2 separate regions of the Homo sapiens genome follow, and region 2 is linked to region 1. The links are chromatin loops, found by intact Hi-C in ENCODE. Cell type or tissue: B cell. All regions are shown on one strand. Each heading gives the region's core, and the rest is flanking DNA. Links, peaks and the distances in the headings are about the cores only.

Region 1 (11,156 bases), core at 2,546-7,545:
AAGCAGTGTTTTTTAATCTATGAGACATGAAGTCAATTTAATAGGTTGAAGTCTAGAACACATCGCAATACATTTATACCTGGAAAGAAGCATTGTTCTATGGAACTTTTCTTGAGTTTTTAGTATTTAGTCTATACATATATGTACAATGTAAAATGTGACTTTCAGTGAAAAACGTAAAAATCTTTTGAGTTTTTTATCCAAACTCAAAAGGCTTTGGCCCAAAAAAATTGGTGAATGAATGTGTATTTATATGCTTTGGGTTAAAATACAATCATTATGTACTTGTGTTTATGATACTTAGGTTGACCATTTTGTTCAGCCAACCAACTACTGATCTCAGTCTCATGGGATAAGAATTTTTACATATTTTATTTTACTTGTCTTCCTCTCATGCCCTCCATATTGTGCCTGAGTCCCCAACCCCCACCATACCTCGGCTCTCTGTTTAGTAGCTATGTGACCCTAAGGGTCATTAACTAGGCCTCAGTTTACTTTTTATGAAGTAAGATTATCCTTCAGATTGCTTGTTATTTGGCAGTGCTTAATAGCCACGTTGATAAAGTACATGTCTTTCATGGTATCTGCCCATCTAGATTTTTAGTAAATGATAGACATTCCGTTAAGTTATTCTAAAAGATTTTTGGTGGGGGGAGGGGACACTGAGAGCCCCATAATGCAACCTTAGAGGGTATCATTTACATAGTCTGTGATGTAGTTGACAAGAATGGTGGCAGTGCCAATACCTATCACTTGATTCTGAGTCTCAAATTTTCAAGTCCTGGAATGTTGTTTCATATTTGGTGGGCATTAGTAAAATTATTTTAGTTTGTATGTGTGTGATGGGTTTGTTGGACTTTTTTTGTAAATAATTATTGATAATGCTTGAGGTACTAAGTATTTTTATTACAGAGAATTGAAATATCATTAAGTGTTTTCTGTAAGTAAGTTAATAGGACACTAAATTATTGGTAGATTGGAAAAGAGATGAAGGTTGGAAAGGATATTGGTGTACTGTTGAGATTGGCTGGGGTGAAACCAGTGGTGCTAAAAGATGCAGACACCCCCCATGATATAGAAAGGAGGTAACAGGCAATAATTGTTGAGTCAGACATTTCTGCTTGTTCAACTAGTTATATGGTCAGTACAGAATAGAGGGTACAAATGGCTATTCATATAGAACATGACCAGGCTGGATGTTAATGATTTAGTAAGGTAGAATATAGGCCGATCTCAGTTCACTCTCACATAAAAGGTGTGTTTTAAAACACTAGTTTGTGATTTAGTTGTCATTGCCCTCAATTTCATTTCTAATGATACCTACACTGGCCCATAAGATCATGAATATAAAAATATTTTAATACTAGTAGTGTCGGCTGGGCATGGTGGCTCATGCCTGTAATCCCAGCACTTTGGGAGGCCAAGGTGGGCGAATCACGAGGTCAGGAGTTCGAGACCAGCCTGGCCAACATGGTGAAACCCGTCTCTACTAAAAATACAAAAATTAGCCTGACTTGGTGGCAGGCGCCTGTAATCCCAGCTACTTGGGAGGCTGAGGCAGGAGAATCGCTTGAAACTAGAAGGCAGAGGTTGTAGCAAGCTGAGATTGTGCCACTGCACTCCAGCATGGGCAAAAGAGCAAACTCCATCTCAAAAAAAAAAAAAAAACTAGTAGTGTTAACCGTGAATTCTGGGTCCTGGAAGAGCGTTTGTCCCCTCTTTTAGAAAATAAAAAAAGGCTACATTTTAGGCGTAATTGTGAAATACATGAGTTTGAATTTGCCCTTTCAGCTCCTTTTTATACTTCCATATGTTACTACTATTTCCTATTATTACTACCTTCTATGAACCCTTTGCCCACATTACCCCACCCCCAATCCAGGTCCTCTAAACATCAGTTATTTTATCATTTATTGGCCTCTTCTCTAGTAGAAACAACCATTGCCTTACAATCAACTCCTCAACTAGGTGTTAAATGAAAGCAGTGGGATTGGATTAATTCATGCTCAAGTGTGAATGACTGACAATCCCACAAACCTCTCAAAAATGATTTTCCTTTGTACAACGGGTGTTCTTTCTAGGTTAAGTTTTAGTCTAATTGATTCTTTGCTATTATTTCAGACAGATGACCAAGTGAAATGGACATTTGAACTTTGTGGGAAAAGCTGTCATTTTCTTCTTTTGGACATAAATGTGCCATGGTTGGGGAGTACAGGCAAGAGACGGTGACAGTCCCTCTCCCAATCCATCTGTAGAGGCTTGGACAAACTCCTGGTATTTAAACTTCCCCTCTAAAATTAGTAGGGTACCTAGGTCAAGGGTGGTAGAAAGGGACTTTTCTTGCCTTTCCTTCCCACTGTAGCAATGTGAGCTTTTTTTTCTGGGTGAGCTTTGCAGTAGAGGGGAAGCGGGGGGTCCCACTCTAGATAGTAGCCTGTGTGGGCTGGTAAACTATAGCCTCCCTGCTACAGGTCTTGTGGGACTCCCTTAGCCTGAGGAGGAGGCTCTTTCACTAGGAAGGTGCTGCTCCTGTTGGGTACAGACACACTCCTTTGTTAGCAATGATTGTCTGGCTGCAAGTCATCCTTAGCTAATATATGAAAGACCACACTCACAGTAGAAAGGTAGTTTAGAGATGTTATTACATAAAGTAGAAAAGGGCAGATGGTAAGTTGCAGAAATATCCCATAATAAATGCAAATAATAAATTTTAAATTTCGTAAAGGCGGAAGAGGAGGGAAATAAACATTTATTGATATCTACTGTAATCTAGTCACATTCATCATTGCTTTTCATCTTTTCTCACCAAGGAGAATTTGTATAATCCAACATATTCTACCTTAAAAACTCATTTGAAATTTGTGTTCTCTTCTATAATGTATTCTTATTTTAATACAAAGTGGTGTGAAATATTAAATAAGATTGATGCTTTCAAAAGATGGACATGTTTATCCAGTGACTTGATGTCTGCCCTGGCACAACTGCATCACATTCCTCCAGTCCACGCTCTTGTCTGAGAAGCATGAAAGCATTTATCTCACAATAACCTCATGAAAGGGATATCATCATTTTATAGGTGATAAAATTAAGGCTCGAAGAAGGAAGGAACTTAAACAGGTATTACAGGTATTAAATGGCTGTGTTAAGTTTCTCCCCCAAAGTCTCTCCTCATAAGCATTTTGTGATTCAGTAAAACAGAAAAACTGGTAATGCAGAGTGCTGATCCAAAAGTTTAAGGTTTTTGGTCCTCTACTGACTTGCAAGGGAATCTTTTTAAAGGCCCCTTGTTAAAATCTGTCTTTCATTTCCTGAAGACTAGTTCTAAATAAAAACAGTTATTAATGGGCTGACACCTTTCAGAACTCTCCTCAAATCTAGTGCACTCTTCTGTGTATCTGTACACACCTGACTTTTAAACACAATGTCTTTGCTGCCGTTTACTGGTTTCTTCACTACACGGAAAACAAACCATTCAGTCTGCTGCTTTACCACCTCTCAGCAATTCCCTACGTGTTTAACTCATCCATAATGCATAGGAATAGCCAAGAGCACAGATTCTGATATCAGAAAATTCTAGTTTTAAATCCTGATTCCGAATTACTAGTGTGACATTGGATAAAGTGTTTTAGTTCTCTGTGCCTCAGTTTCCTTACTTTAATAATATATAAGGAAAGAAAGGGGTAATAATGCTTATTACTCCATGGAGATTTTATAAATCTCCTGAATTGTCTGTGATGATTAGGCTGTTGTCATTGTAATGCCTAAAAAATTTTGGGTTGATGACTTACCTTGTAAATATACTTTAAATTGAATAAACATATAGTTTAGTAAGGATTATATATATGTATGTATGTTCATTAAGTGAAATATACTTGAGAATACCAAGTAATTCCACAATTTACATGGCCCACCCTTTGACAATAGAGATTCTAAGTAACAAACTGTCTTCTTTCTACTTGAGATTTATTTTCATGGGGGAAGGATACTGCATAATATGTAGCATTCAACTAATCTATTCTGTTAATTTGGTAATATAAAAAGATTTGTAGATAATGAATTTCTATACTCTTTAAGATACTTTATACACCTTGCACTGCTTCTGGGTTTACTGTTGCCTCGTTTTAAAGTGGGACTTTCTCTTGACGGAAGTGTGTTAAGAATTGGAAAATTCCCTATCAGTAGACTAGCACCATCTTGACAGCCTTGTGTTCTGCTTCTACCTTGCTAATTGTTTCCTTGGGATTATTTGGATTGTGTAGAAAGCTTTTTGCAAATCCTCTTATTACTGAAGTCATTGTTGCCAGCAGGAATAAGATTAAAGGTGCTTAAGTCTGTAGGGTTGTTTCTAATTTGTACGTGTCATTTCAGTGGCATTTTAACAGAACTCTGTCTCCTGTACCTCCCTTCTCCCTTGGTACTATCTCCAGTTAGGTCCAAGAAGCCAGGCCATTGGAAGAAGTCTCATTTTATCCTCCTAATTATTATGCTGGCACTCAGGAGATAATTTTTCCCTTCATGCACTGCCAATTAATATGCAAATAGCCTGATAAATATTTATGCAACGATTTAAATTATGCAGGGAGTGCTTTCAGTATATTCTGTAAATGAATTGTTCATGGACTTCAAAGTGCTGGCTGCTGTGCTAACGAGGAGAGATTTGCATAAGGCCCTAATCACGCGCATACTGATTAAGCTTCATTATGGAAACTGCCAGCTGCAATCTTTGTTTCTATTTTATTACAAAAAGAGGAACTTTTTCATGCTTCAGTTGCCTTGACAATGTCAGTCCTAGCTGGTAGGAGAGACTAAAACTCCTCTGAGCAACTGAAGTTTCCTTATTCAGTTGAAGATTGCTATGGTGTAACAGAAGTTGTATTTTGCTTTTCCCCTTAATCCACTTTCCACCCTACGCAACCCCCCTCTTTTCGCTTAAGAACATACTGTAGATTTGTTAGAAATAGTAGTACCTTCTTTCCCCACCCCAAACTGCTACCTGTTTCTTCCTTGTTTGGACTCTCTGCTCCTCTAGAAGATTTCACAGCAATGCTGGACTGCAGTGACTATGTTCTAGGTGGGTACCAGCACAGTTCTTTTCTTAGAAGCTTTAATATGGAAATAGAGTGTGTCGGGTTGACTATGCATAAATGCTTAATCGCATATGCAGCCTGTGGCGGGGGAGGGGGAGAGTTGGACTGAGCAGGGAAGGAGGAAAGCATTTGCAAAGCACAAGCTTACTTGAATTTGCAGTAGGTCCCTCCCTGTGACTAGCTCTTCTGATTCAGAGGGTATCGTTAGTAAATACAGTTAATTTAGAGTTCAGCTCGAATGAATATTTTTGCTTTTTGGAAATTCCTATTGAGAACATTTCATGTAGTTATAAAAACATCTTAAATCTGAAACAAGGCATAGAACTGTACATATATAATATATACATATTAATAAAAATGTTTTTCATACCTAATGAGAACGTCTTATACAAAAACCAAAATGCTCAGTGAAAAATAAGGTTGAGTCACAATGCAGAATAGTTTTTATAAATGTTAATAAAGAGGGTAATTGTACTGGTTGCTGCAACAGATCTGTTGATCGATTTCCAGATTTTAGAAACTATTAACTTTTCAAATTTTTGCTAGGATTAGTCCTCTTTTTAATTTTTTTAAAATCAACTATATACTCTAGATAACTACAACTTTAAATGTTGGAAAACCTTTTTAGAGTTTTCTCTGTAGAACAGCAAGCCTTTTGGAGTGGAAGATGTCCAGCTTAAATTTGTTAAAACCATCTTTGGTGATGAAGATTTCAAATAAATCAAGGCACTTTGATTTTTAGATATATGGTGGCTAATGGTGGTCATATTTTGTGTGGAGTTATGTCTGTTTATATGCAGAATTATTGAGACTTTTTTAGTTACTCTAGTCACCTGGAAAGTTAAATGATATGAACTCCGGGACTTGGATATCTTACATTTAAAACTTTTGCAAATGACTTTTTTCCTATATTGTCATTTTCTGCACTTGAAAATTAAAGCTGCTCCTGTCACCTTCATAGTTGCCAAAGATAAAGTAAAATGATACTTCTGAAAACGTTTGAATTCTTATGCATAAGGCATGGCCTAAACCCAGGGTAGCAGTATCTGCCCAGCACAGTAAAAGCCACTATGTAAAGAGTGAATGACAGAAACAACAAATTTATGTCAGGAATTCAATCTTGTATTTACTCTTTGACATTTACTTAGTTAACAATTCAAAAAAAGGAAAGAAAAATACCTTTTTGGAATATTTTTAACACATCATTTTAGAAGTAGAAATTACATCTCTTACTTTCAGTTAATAGTAAGTATTATTTAAACAGTCTTCCCATTGTGCAATTTTATTTTTGTGTGTATGTGAAGTAATGTTTTATTTTTGTGTGTATGTGAGATAATTTTGTTAAATGCTTTTGAAGCTCTTGACAGTTCAGTAGAAGAATCTGAGATGATTCACTTAAAATACCTGTGACATAGTCTTTATAGATGGGAAAATTAGAATATGAATTGTACAAAGTCAGGCTCATGACTTGTTAAGAATTATGCTTATTTCTGCGGTGCCCACATATGTGAGAAAACTGTTACTCTTTTTATGAATGTTAACTGATTGATCATTTTTTCCACTTTCCTTTAAAATTCATTTAAAGGAAGCATGGAGCAGTATGTATGCTAATGGTATATTCTATTACATTTGTTGTGATCTCTGTTGACTTTCATGAGATTTTGGTTGTCATTCAGAAAGCTGATTTTTCACTAAGTTGTACACCTGTTCCTTTCAAACCTTAGTATGCTTTCAGATGATATTTAAATTTCTCTGGACAGTGAGAAGAAGGAAGTTGTAGAACTGCCCTCATTTATGACCACAAACATATGAATTTTAACCCTTTGAACATTAGAAGACCAAACCAAAGTTATGACAGAACTGCCTAAGCCCATAAGACAAGCATCAGTTACAGAAACTTTTACTGTATTGGAAAAGCTATTACACATCTTCTTGTTGGAAATGAAACTTATAAAAGAAAGACTCCTGATTTTTTTTCTCATCTGTTATGCATGGGGATAATTCGACTGTAAAGAACATGGTTGAGAATTCTGTCTAGTGATTGTTTTGATTTTCTAGTTAGATGTTTAAGCAGATGAAAAAATGTGCTCTTTGGTCAAAAACAGTATAGTTTAAATATTTGTTCTCTGTTAATAACTAAAGTTAAATGGTTCTTAACTTATTTAACCACTAAATAAGTTAATGTGGGTAAAGGCAGAACTTATTTGACAGTAAACTTGTTTGATCATAAATATTCTAAGTTTGAGTTTACAGTAGTAGAATAAGAGATATATTTATGTATATTCCGTTTCTTACCCTTTCAAAGACTTAGAAGAAAAGCAGAGTTCTTGTCTCTTCTCTTAATGTATTTTCTGGGATACCTAATATTGCTTGATGAAAACATTTTACTGTGGAAATAAACCTTCATTAAGTAGATAACCCAGAAATGATAAACTCAAATTAGCAGTTTCATTTAGGATATTGAGGTAGTATTACTTTAAGTGGGTGTGGTTGTAATGCAGTTTTGAAATTATTAGCTATATCTGTTATGCCTTACGGTACAACTTCTTGTGCTGGTTTATAGTTGAGGTATGAATTTAATATGTTCTCACTTTGACTTGTTTAGTTTGGTTGGGGAGGGGAGTAAATTTAGAGATAATTTACCTTAGACGTGTTTTCTTTTAGTTCATAGGTTGAGTTACTGTCCCATCTTTTATCAAGATTACCAGTGGGTTGTTTTGGTTATAATGAATGAATATCATTGCATATAGAAAAAGATACTTTATTTGGGAATAACATTTTATTATGTGAGGTGCTTCCCCCCTTTCCAGTTTTACTTCATGTTAAAAGCATTTATTCCTTTTACATATCAGGCTTTCTAATTTTCTTCAGGTTACAGTTCTGCTGTCTTTCTTTAAAGAATCTTAAAATTATTTAAAAAGACAGTTTATTTGTGAATCCCTTCAGGGTCTGGGGAATTTTGAATTTCTTCCAGATAACCTTTTATTATAATTTCTAGTATTTTAGCCAGACATGTATACACTGGGTCTTCTTAAACTATATGACTATAACATTAGTTAACCCTTTTCTCTGCCACAGTTTTGCCTCCTCAATCCCATCTCCATCCCCAGTTTTTTAAAAACCTTATTCTCCTCTGATTTATTGCAGACTCAAGAATGAACAATCCGTCAGAAACCAGTAAACCATCTATGGAGAGTGGAGATGGCAACACAGGTAAGAGTTTTCTGATCTAGCTTTTTAATTAACTCTAGTAGAGCACAAAGAAGAAAGTTTCCATGTAACTAGGACTTGTATTTGGCAAATACAGACCAATTTGAGTATTGAGTTGTCAAATATGATTCAGTCCTTTAGGAACTGGGAGGGATTATGTTTGTTTAAGATTACTTAACTTTCTTCTGCAGGCAGCTTCGTTGTTTTGCTTCTGTCTATCAGACAAACTATGCAGAAGTTAGGAAAACTGTCCTTTGGGTCAGATAGTTTTGGATATGAAATATGGGTTTACCACTTACTAGCTTGTGACTTTAGGCAATTTCCCCAATCTTTTTGAGACTTAATTTATTCAATTACAAAATGAGGATAATATATTTCAGGTTATTGTGAGTATTAAAGGAGATGATATATGTGGCATGTTAAGCAAAATGCCAGCTACACAGTAACTATTCAGTAAAATGTTTTTTCTTACAGATGTTAATCAAAATAGTAAATTTTATCTGCCCTACCTTTGCTATAAATTATATTAAAAGTTATGATAGTAAGTAGTTATAGACACATACCCATTTCTAATACATTCTTTTATTTGGTAATTTAAAAAAATTATACTTCATTAAACCTTTTATCAAGAGAAAATTATCATATAAATGAGAATACTGAGGCCCCATGAGAGAAAGGTAAATCTGTAAAGGATGGTTTGTCTCCACGGCTCATACTCTTGAGTCAGTATATTGCTTAGAGGATGTAAGACTATGTATCTTTATCATCTGCCAGAGAGGATACAGGGACTTCCCTGGTTTCTGGTAAAGGTATAAATCAAAATATGAAACCAAATAAGAAGACAGTTATGGGCAAGGATGAACAGAAAGTACTTGCTTCTAAAAACTAGGTTTTTCGCTTGCAGAGAGGGATCCCTTTTGACTTATCATTTTAAAAATGCTTAACCATGGGCAATGGTAAGAGTGAGAGGCACTCTTAATTTGTGGTAAATGGCTGAGTTGGACTAATGTAGCAGTTTTCCTGCCTGTATGTCTTTTGCTGTAAACTCTCCTATACCTGGAGATGCTTATGTTAATCTCTAAACTGTACATACCTCTTTATGTGAAACTGAGCTGTGGGGCTTCCATGTTCACCCCTGTTGTATTTAACACACTTCATAGTACTCTTACTGAGGCTAGCCAAGTAGACTTCTGTAGTATCTCTTAAGAAGGGAAAGGGCAGCATTGTATTCTGTCTGAATTGTCAGCCAGTCTCCTTTTTGTTACTTCTCTGTCCCCTGTTTGGACTCCATCTTTCTTTCTTGTTCAGCACTGGTTCCTATGCCAGTGCCGGTGCTTCAGCCACCTAGCTTAGGTGTGGGAAATGTTTGCAGAGAGAAATAGGGCAGCTGATCCCCTTAAGAGACTAGAGGGTGGGGCAGTGGGCAGGACACCTGTGCCTAAAGAACAGCTTCAAAGAAGAAACATACTTTTTTTTTCCCTAAGGGAAGATAAGCAAATGATTGGAAAACACTGAAAATAGCCATTACATCAGACTACATGGAAATCCCTGTATCTACTTTAATGCTACTACTGTAATAGCAGTTTCAGCAGTTACCATTTATTGAGCAACTACAACACTTTTTTTTTTTTTTTTTTTTTTTTTTGAGATGGAATTTTGCTCTTGTTTCCCAGGCGGGAGTGCAATGGTGCGACCTCGGCTCACTGCAACCTCTGCCTCCTGGGTTCAAGCGATTCTCCTGCCTCAGCCTCCGGAATAGCTGGGATTGCAGGTGCCAGCCACCATGCCCAGCTAATTTTTTGTATTTTTAGTAGAGACAGGGTTTCACCATGTTGGCCGGCTGGTCTTGAACTCTGTGGGCATTACCTGATTTCGAGTTAAGTTATTTTGACAAGTTAGATACCATTATTTCAAATTATAGGAAATTGAGGCACAAAACCAGCCAGGAAATAAAGTCAGGTTTAGGATTCGCAGCCCACATGTAAGTTTCCCCATGAAGTGCAATAAAATAAAACTGAAAATTTAAGCAACACATTGTGTATGTCCAGACCTGTATAAGGTAAGTTCTGACTGGAGCACTTGTTGTAACCGTCTTGTGAATTTCTTGCCTCGTTTTAATATAGAATGTGTGGCAGACTGGTTCCTATCAGACTTGCATATTTACTTACCATGTTTGATATATTAGATATAAAATTACAGTTTATTTAGATAATTGTATGCTTACAAATTGATTTTTATTTAAGCATATAACAAATGAGCCTTCAGACTCTTGAGTTGTTAGTTAACTATTCTTTTTTTGGTAGTTTATGAAAGCAAGTAAAATGTTTAAGGGGAAGAACGCTTAACATTATAGTAAAACTGAAGCCTCACAATTTCTGGATTCAGAATATGTTTGTGTAGATCATTTTTTCCTGAAATGTTTACAATTGTAATAATTTTGATTTGTGACACTTTAAGGAGAATGATATTGTAAAATTATTTTAAGATTGTGTTGATACGTTAATTCTATACCTTCTGTCATTGATTCGAGAGGCAAAATCAAATGATGCACTTTTTGTCAAATAGTCCTTTTATGTTTGCAGAAAATTTATAGTTTAGGTTTTTAAAAAATGTATTCAGTAAGTGCCCGTTCTATGTGTAAAGTACTATAATCAGTGTTATTAGGATGTACAATGCAAATAGATGAAATAACCCTCAGTCTTTAAGGAGTTAACAATTCATTAAGAGATAAGACAGATAAATAACTGATTCTGGATAGATTATGGTAAATAATTCAAGAGGAGGTACAGAAAAGTGCCATAGTGGTGTTAATTAGGTGTTTCTTTGAAGAAATTTGTGTATGTTTATAGGTCAGGTGGA
Region 2 (7,929 bases), core at 2,930-7,929, 100 kb after region 1:
AAAGGAGGGGCACAAGGGGAATTGGCCCCCGGCCTCCTAGAACTTTTTGTTTTATGTACTTTAAAATGTGAGTTTGAGTTCTTCTTTGTGGAAACTTAAGATGTGGTGTAAATGATTCTTTCCAAAATTGTCCAGCAGCTTGAATGAGGCAGTGACAATTCTGAGGTGGTTTATTGGGAGTCCTTCTACATTTCTCTTAGATAACTCTGCACTCTGGGTGGCTATTGTGTAGCCTTACTGCCCCAGAGTGCCTGTTAGCCAAATATTTCCCCTCTGATAGGAATATTTTCTAAGAATCAGCTGATAACTTGCGTGCTGGACCTTGTTATCTGTGCCCCTGGGAGACACACGTTTTCTTGGTTTTGAAAACCTGAAACACAGGCAACTTTACATTTTGGGGAATTAGCTGATGCCTCCTGAAGCCTGAGGAGGTGGCGGGGAATATGAGCGGTGCTGTCTCTCTCAAAAGTGCCCTTTAGATGATTCCCCCTCCTAGGGCTGCCTGCAGGGGCTGTAGGCTTGGGAAAGATTGTGTAGGTGACAGTGAATCAGAATGAAGTGGTAGATTTTGTGTAGATGCATTTGTCTGCTGTAATTTTTTATATATATATTAAACTTACTGTAACTGTACAGTTCATTTCTGTTGTAAAACATCATTAAACCATCTTCCAAGTGTTTTCACATTGTTGGAGTTTCTTTGAAATTGCTGTGTTGGTATTCTGGATGCTTCACATACAGATTCTCAGACTTCGCATAATTCAGCTTCCAAATTGTTTTTTCCAAGTGCTCTCAGGAACCCCAGAATCACCATAAGCACCCTGGTTCCTGCCCCACTCCACCCTTCCTCCTGCACTCCAGGAGGAGCTATGGCCACTGCATTTCTCCCTCCCAGACCCTCAGTGTGGTTTCGTGGGACCCTGAGTAGCAGTAGTCTCCCTCAGGCCCAAGTACTTTGTGTGATCAAACACGCAGGCCCATGATTGATCCTGCAAGGGAGCTCTTCAAAGCTCCATCTCACTGTGTATTTGACTGCAGAACTGGGACCGAACTCAACTTTTTCCAAATGTATTGTTTAAACTGCACTGCCCCTCTAGCATTTCTTGCCAAGTCCTGAACATTCACTGGGTGGGGGCCGGGTGGGGGGTCCTCCGAAGGAAGGTAACCCTGAACTTGGCATCTGGTCCTCCTCCTGTTCGAGGCTGCACAACTTAGCTTCTTCAGACTTATAAATACCACTTAGCATTTAGTGTCTTACTACAATTCATTCATTTCATGAAAAGTAAAGTTTGAATTTTAAAATGAATTCCCCACAGAGAGAAGGCTTCAGCTTACTGAAGAACCTGGGGAAGTTGTCTATCACGTGCTGGCCATCTGGCAGGCATTCTTGAATTAGATGATGTGGAGAGCCGTTGTCGCAAGATGTGCTCGCTCTCCTGGAAAGGGACCAAAATGGGAAGGCAAATGGTGGGTCCCTTTCTCCCTGCTCCTTTATCATAGAATTTATATTTTTCCATTCCATTCCTTAGATATATGGCTTATGTCTCAGTTTGTAGTTATTTTCTTAAAATAATGTCAAGTTTTTAACAGAAATCCTGTTTTTGAGATAGTGTCGTGCTCACAGACTTAGCAAGCAAAACTCGTTTGTCATATCCTAAGGAATGAGGATAAACAACTGATGAGATTCTGTTACCCTGTAGTCCTTTGTGAAAAAGTTGTTAAATTCTAACCCATTTCCAGGTTTGTATACAAAGCTGAATTACCTATGGCAGGATGTGAATAATATATGCCCTTACTCTTTTGTTTTTGGAGGGACTTACATCTCTCCAAAGACCCAGGTTGAAGTTAACAGGAAATCCGGTGTTAGGACTCAGTCATGGGTTCACAAAAGTAGTTGTTGATCAACAACTGAAATGTCCAGCACCAAGCAACCAAAACACATCACAAGTTATTCATGGACAGTTTGAGGCCTGTGGCTAAACAGTTGGCCAAATGACAAGGCTTTAAATCACCCCGGAAGTTGTCCTCTTAGCCTAAGTAGGTCATCTGCCATTTTTTCTCTGCCAAGCCAGGCTTTGCAGTTTTGAGTATTTCTCTGCTTATAGGAACATTTTAAACTAGAAACCTTGGATCTTATTCCAAGAATGACCTCAAATTATACTCTAAGAAGAAAAGCGATCAGAAATATTCATATCTTATCTCTGAGTTTAGTGACATTTGAATAAACGTTTGAAAAATATTGAAAGCTTCCATCTTTATATATAATGTGTTTCCTCAATACAAGTAAAATTCCATGTTTCCTTGATTCTAAGCATATCTTCACATTTTAACCCATGAAACAGATCTACATCTTACAATGGATATTTAGTGTTTTTGCCCTTGAAATAAGTTGATACATCAGTAACCAACAGTGTCTTAGGATGGAGGGAGTGCAGTTGTGCTGTGGAGAAGGCATTGCCAGACCTCAGGAAAGACAGGAACCCTGGCAGTTCCAGGGCTAGCCGCTCTCCCCTCGGATTCAGGGCTTTGCTCTCTCAGAAACTGGTTTCTCAGCCCTGCTTCTGTGAGCATATCTCAGTTCTCCCCCAGCTTGCTGTCTGTGTGGTTACCTTGCACGTAGCCTGATGTGGCCCACACCTCAGTTTAGCTCTAGCACCATAGCTCACTGCCCACTGCCAGCTTTTCTTTTTGCCTCTTTAGACATGTTATAAAAAAATTATATATATATATATATATTTTGAGATAGGGTCTCCTTCTGTTACCCAGGCTGGATTTCGGCTCACTGCAGCCTTGACCTCCTGTGCTCAAGCGATCCTCTAGCTTCAGCATCCCAAGTAGCGAGGAACACAGGCACATGCCGCCATGCCCAGCTGTATTTTTTTGTAGAGACGGGGTCCTCCTGTGTTGCCCAGGCTGGTCTCAAACTCCTGGGCTCAAAGGATTCTCCTGCCTCAGCCTCACAAAATGCTGGGATTACAGGCATGAGCCACCATGCCCAGAATGACATATTCTTGACAGAATTGGATCAACTCACTTTTCAAACCAGCCATCCAGGTCACACAGCCTGTATATATGTCAGCTGACCTTGAAACTTGGTCTAGCACAAGCCCTCGATGTGAGAGGCACTCTCTTTCACTAATAGATGAACCAGATTTCAGTTTTAAAAGCCCAGTGAGTAGCAGAATTCCCCTGAGGCTGAGTTACAAATCAAATGCCTTCTCCTTATGAGTTGCCTGTGAATTGTTAAATATGCCTAGTGATGATGTGCGTGGCTCCTGTTGGAATCCCAAATTTTCAGGGGCTTTAACAGTCATGGTCTTGGATTTCCTTTTTGAAAATGTCAAGGTATAGATTTCAGTCTTTACACAATATTAGTTGGTGGGCTTGTTGAATTGGGGCCCTATATATAGCCACTGCAGTTAGAGGAAACACTGCTAGGGACAGGGCCACCTTTTGTGAGAGAAACGCCTAAAAGACTTGTTCTCCATCCCTCCCTCAAACCCTATGCACTGAGACATTTTGCACTGTGGCGTCAGCTGCTGTGCATAACTTCCGGACACCTTCTGCTCACACGCTGTCTATTCTGATGCCTGGGTGCCAGGCCAGCCTTTCGCGCTTGTTTTCCTGCACCTGACAAGCTGGTGCCGTGCTGCAGGGCTCCTTTCCCATAGCCCTCTCTGTTTCTGGCATAAGACTGGGCCCATCCTGACACATTGTATTGCACCAAGCCCCACTCTCTCTGTCTAAGGCACAGCCACCCAGCCGGGATGCCCGGCCCACTTGCCGTGTGTGACACCACCCATATTGCCGCATTCCGGGCCGCAGGATGCACCTGTGCTCATGTGCTCGTTCCCAGGAACTGTCCTGTTCTCTCCTGAGAATCAGCAGTTTTGCTCCCCTCCTCCCCCAAGGGCAACCTGCTGATTTACTGATGACTAAATTGCCATTACAAGCTTGACTGCTGAAATAAAGCTTAGTAAAGCTGCATTTTCACTGAAGCATTTATTATGCAAAATAGGAAGGCTTTAGCATGCCAGTATAAATTAAAACAGTAGAAAAAAAGCAGAGTAGAGAGCGTTTTCCATCCATGGCCTGTGCCCTGTAATGACGCAGCAGTATCCTAGTACATTGACGGGTTTTTCCTGTCCTGCCACTGTCCGCTGGGCAGTTATAGGTCCCATGTGTTGGGTCTTCCTGCGAGGCCTTCACAAAGATGATTTTGTCATTCGCTGAAAGCGTGAAGTGAATCAACGGCCTCCTCTTGCTCCGCAGCACTTTATTCACACTGTGTAACCACATGTTTTTTATGCCACTTTGTGCACAGCTCATCAAGGTCAGTCTGTTCATCTTCTGGCCCCTGTAGCACATGGTACAGTTCAATGGTGCGGCACAGAGGCCTGAGGCAGGGAGGCTCCCGCTGCCCTCGCAGGCCCTGGCTGACCCTCCCCTGCCCGCCCACCTTCCCATGCCCCTGCAGCTCCCTGGTTGCACCTGGCCTAGGCTCCTTTCCATCTGCCCCTCTGCCCGGCCCTCTCACCAGGGAGGCACAACATGGCCCAGTACAGTTACCTTGAAAGGAGGTGAAGGTGACAACAGAAGCCAAATTTACAGCAGGAGTGAAGCCACTCAGACACAGAGTGATACAGACATTAGGGCATGTGCTAGCATCTGCGCTTTCTCTGGGGACTTTACAAAACAGACTCAACAACTCAGCTGTGAGAGGCAGTGCGCCCGCCTCCCAGGGAGAACGAGGAACCGCCAGGAGACAGGTCTACCTGCACCACCGGCAAACCAGAGGGCCCAAGGCCAGGGCCGTAAGCCCTGGGAGTACACTCCCTTAAAGAGTGCAGGGACAACAGTCTGTGTGTGAAGGTTTGGAGCTAAATATAACCAAAGCATCCTGTACATAAAGGGGAATACTTCAGTGGCTGAGAAGAGTGAACCGGGTTGTAAATGCTTCATCCTGTGTCTCATAATCTGGGCGTCTGCAGGTCTGGCCTTTGAGTGGTGAAATCCCCTGGCTGTTAGCGAGGGGGCAGGGCCTGCATGTGAAGGGCGTCGTAGGTGTCCTTGGTGGCTGTACTGAGACCCTGGCGTGAAAGCAAATCAGAAAACAAAGAGTGGGTCAGTAGCCTGTGTGGGCAGGAGCCAACCCAGAGGCCAACAGGTGTCTCTGCAGCACAGCCCTGTGACCACCCACCCAGCCTCCAGAGGCCCAGGAATAATCCCCCTGGCCCCACGGGCAGGAGCCTTGGCTGCAACAGCTTCGTTGGTAGATGGGTGCTGTGCCCTGCCGGGAATGGCCTTGCAGCAACTCCTTTCCAGCTAAATTCTCACCCCTCTTCTCAGCTCCTCAAATGCTGTGCCTTACAGTGCTTGGGCCCCGCCAACTTCCTGCTGGACCTAAGAGAAAGGAGTCTCCCACCTCCCATATTGGGCAGGAATCAGGGGGGAGGGCCCAGACCTGCTCCAGAGAATCTGCTGTCCCTGACACCTGGGCCCAAAGGAAGCCTGGACTTGTCACAGGGAGAAGAGGGGCTCCTTGGCCTCAGCCCTCTGTGAGCCTCCTTCCCTTCCCAGGCCCGGTGATTCTAGTGTTTTCTTGGTCACGAACAGGCCCACAAGGCTGGCCCCAAACCTGCTGGAATGCCTGTCCCCCTGGTCCAGGGGCCAGGAAGGAGAAGGATCAACAGCAGCCACACACAGGTAAGTTTCTGGGGCCCTTTTGATATCACTCAACTCAGGCAAGCTGGGCATCCTGACACTAGAGTCAGAAGAACGAGCTATGAACAGCCCATGGGAGCCAGAAGGAGGGAAATGACAACCCGCTGGGGATCATGTTTTAGAGAAGTAGTTTGACCGTGCTTAGTTTGCATAATTGCCTGCACTGATTTGCAAAAACCAGGCACCTAACTACATAACATTTTCTTTCTGAAGCTGCCATTTTTCTTAGCTTTTTTTCCTTCAGTCTTCCCAGCCAACCTCTCATCTTACTAGGCCTAAGGAAATGATGCAGAGTGAGGGTTCTACAAGAACCCAAAGAGGCAGGATAATCACTTGTGTGGTCCTTTGCCTCCATCTGCATCGGCGGGGAGGCTGCGTACCCTCTGGACAGCTGCTGCTCTGTCTGCCATGGCCAAGCAAGGCATGGTTGGAGCCAAGTAATTCGCTTGAATGGCCAAGTCCCAGCTGTGCTCCAGGGACTTATTGGCAGTGGCGTTGCCACTGGCCTAAATGGGTGCCTTGGGCTTGCCCTGCCCAGCTGTTGGCAAGAGCTGGTGCCACCAGCAGGCAAAATGTGGGGGCCTTGATCTTGCCCCTTGTCAGGTGGTGCCCCTTCCACTGAAGGGACGCCGGCAGCTCCTACCTGGTAAAGGCCATCGTGCCCCTTGCCCCTCCGGCGCTGGTTGTTTGGGAGTGAAATGAGAAAAGGATTAGAAAGTCAGGCAGTCAGTAGTGGCATTTCTGCTCAAGGGCCCCTCCCAAGGTACCCAGGAAGTCAGAGGTAACTGTCTCCCAGCAGCACCCCTGCCCCTGGGAGAGAAGGATCCTCAGGCCCCTGGTCAGACCTTCATCTCTGCAGAGTAAGGTGAGGCCTGGCCATGATGGGGCTTGGGTTTGCTCCACCCCACTCAGATCCTCACAGACATCAGATTCCTAAGGTCTAGGGCCCGCAGGACCTATATTGCCTACTGCTTAGATAAATGGGCTTCCCTTCAGCTCTTAAAGTTCTTGGCTAGTCATTTTTGCTCACTGACAACCAGCTGTTTTGAGCAGTTACGAGCTCTGGCATAGTCAGTTCAATCACGTGCCCGTTTACCAGCTAGAAGACCTTGGGTAAGTCACTCAACCTCCTTGTGCCTTGCAGGGCACATGTTTCTCATTGGGTTGTTGTGGGAATTAAATAAAACTACAGAGAACCCCTGCTTGGAAGGGGTCAATGCTTCACTCTCACCATTTTGAAATTCTTAATTGTTGATGAACAATTAATTGTTGATGAACAATTCTTAATTGTTGATGAATTGTTTTCATGTTGTCCTGGGACCTGTGGTCCTGAGCACTGAACACGGCAGCACATATTAAGCACTCGATGCTTCCTGTTATTAAAACGGACCTGCTTTTGCAAAGCTTAGGCTGTCATAGAATCTAGATGTGGTTTTCTGTACTGAAAGAGCATCAGCCCTTCCTTAGTTTCTTATGTTCTGCCCGGCTGGGTGACAGCCAGGTTCGCCTTCACCTCTGATGGCCACCACATGGGCATTTGCAGCTGGGATGAGAAGTGGATGGGAAAGGAGGCCTGCAGCAGGCGTGTCTGGAGGACCAAGAGGAACTCCCTCGGAAATTAAGAAACAGCAACACTCACCTCGCCTTTCATCCCAATCTCACTGTAGGCCTCCGCCATCTTATCTTTCTGCAGTTCCTGCAGAAGAGGGCGTGGAACACTGATTTTTACCAACTAATGCAGAAAGCAGCAGGTTCCCCTACAACAGGAAGCTTCTTGATCCCCAAGTTGGCAGCAGTGGCAGACAGGGAGGGCTCCCACAATCAAGGCTCCAAACCTTATGCACACAAACTTCTCTGCCCACAACCAGCTCCAGCCCACCCCCCTCATCCTCAGCCCTTTGGAGTCTCCTCCGAGCTGCCAGCTCTTTGCACTGAGCTGAGGGGCTCAAGTTAGGCTCAAAAAGATAGGAGGTGGAGTTCTAGACAAAGACACGGAGACTGGGCAAAACAAGGGCTCACCTGGAGCCCCAGAATCATTTATCTGAGCAAGTTGTCTCTTTACACAGCCAAACGGGCTGTAGATCAACCCTCCCTCCCCACAGGAGGGGCGGGGAGGCATCTCCTTCACAGAAGGCTGCCACCTGCAAGGGTCTCCTGCATGGCAACCCAGATCGACAATCAGGGTTCAGGGTCACACCCAGGAGGGTG

What was found. Hi-C counts contacts between places; a loop is a spot of excess contacts. Peaks named below come from ENCODE experiments on the same cell type or tissue, not always from the same donor. Only the 100,000 strongest peaks of a DNase experiment are listed, where the experiment ranks them.
Region 2: it touches region 1 in a loop (2.2-fold over the local background); 1 of 110 quality-filtered maps calls a loop at or near these places.

The regions. Positions count from the first base shown.
Region 1 is chr1:167,324,236-167,335,391 of GRCh38, forward strand. POU2F1 (POU class 2 homeobox 1) reads left to right here. Exons shown (of 16, transcript NM_002697.4): 2 at 8,235-8,300. Among named protein-coding and RNA genes, the nearest start is that of POU2F1, 110 kb to the left of the region's middle. RefSeq lists an enhancer at 3,482-5,574. In B cell, for the core only: no CTCF peak of the experiment used is centred there; DNase peaks (open chromatin) are centred at 4,736 and 6,854; H3K4me3 peaks cover 3,447 bases; H3K27ac peaks cover 3,362 bases.
Region 2 is chr1:167,426,660-167,434,588 of GRCh38, forward strand. It overlaps CD247 (CD247 molecule), which reads right to left. Exons shown (of 8, transcript NM_198053.3): 6 at 7,361-7,417; 7 at 6,365-6,400; 8 at 3,981-5,087. The coding sequence ends at 5,022. POU2F1 (POU class 2 homeobox 1) reads left to right here. Exons shown (of 16, transcript NM_002697.4): 16 at 1-681. Among named protein-coding and RNA genes, the nearest start is that of CD247, 88 kb to the right of the region's middle. RefSeq lists enhancers at 3,104-4,010, 3,549-3,738, 4,011-4,917, 4,669-4,768, 4,889-4,958 and silencers at 4,409-4,458, 5,229-5,288. In B cell, for the core only: no CTCF peak of the experiment used is centred there; DNase peaks (open chromatin) are centred at 3,992, 4,762 and 5,832; H3K4me3 peaks cover 1,526 bases; H3K27ac peaks cover 2,972 bases.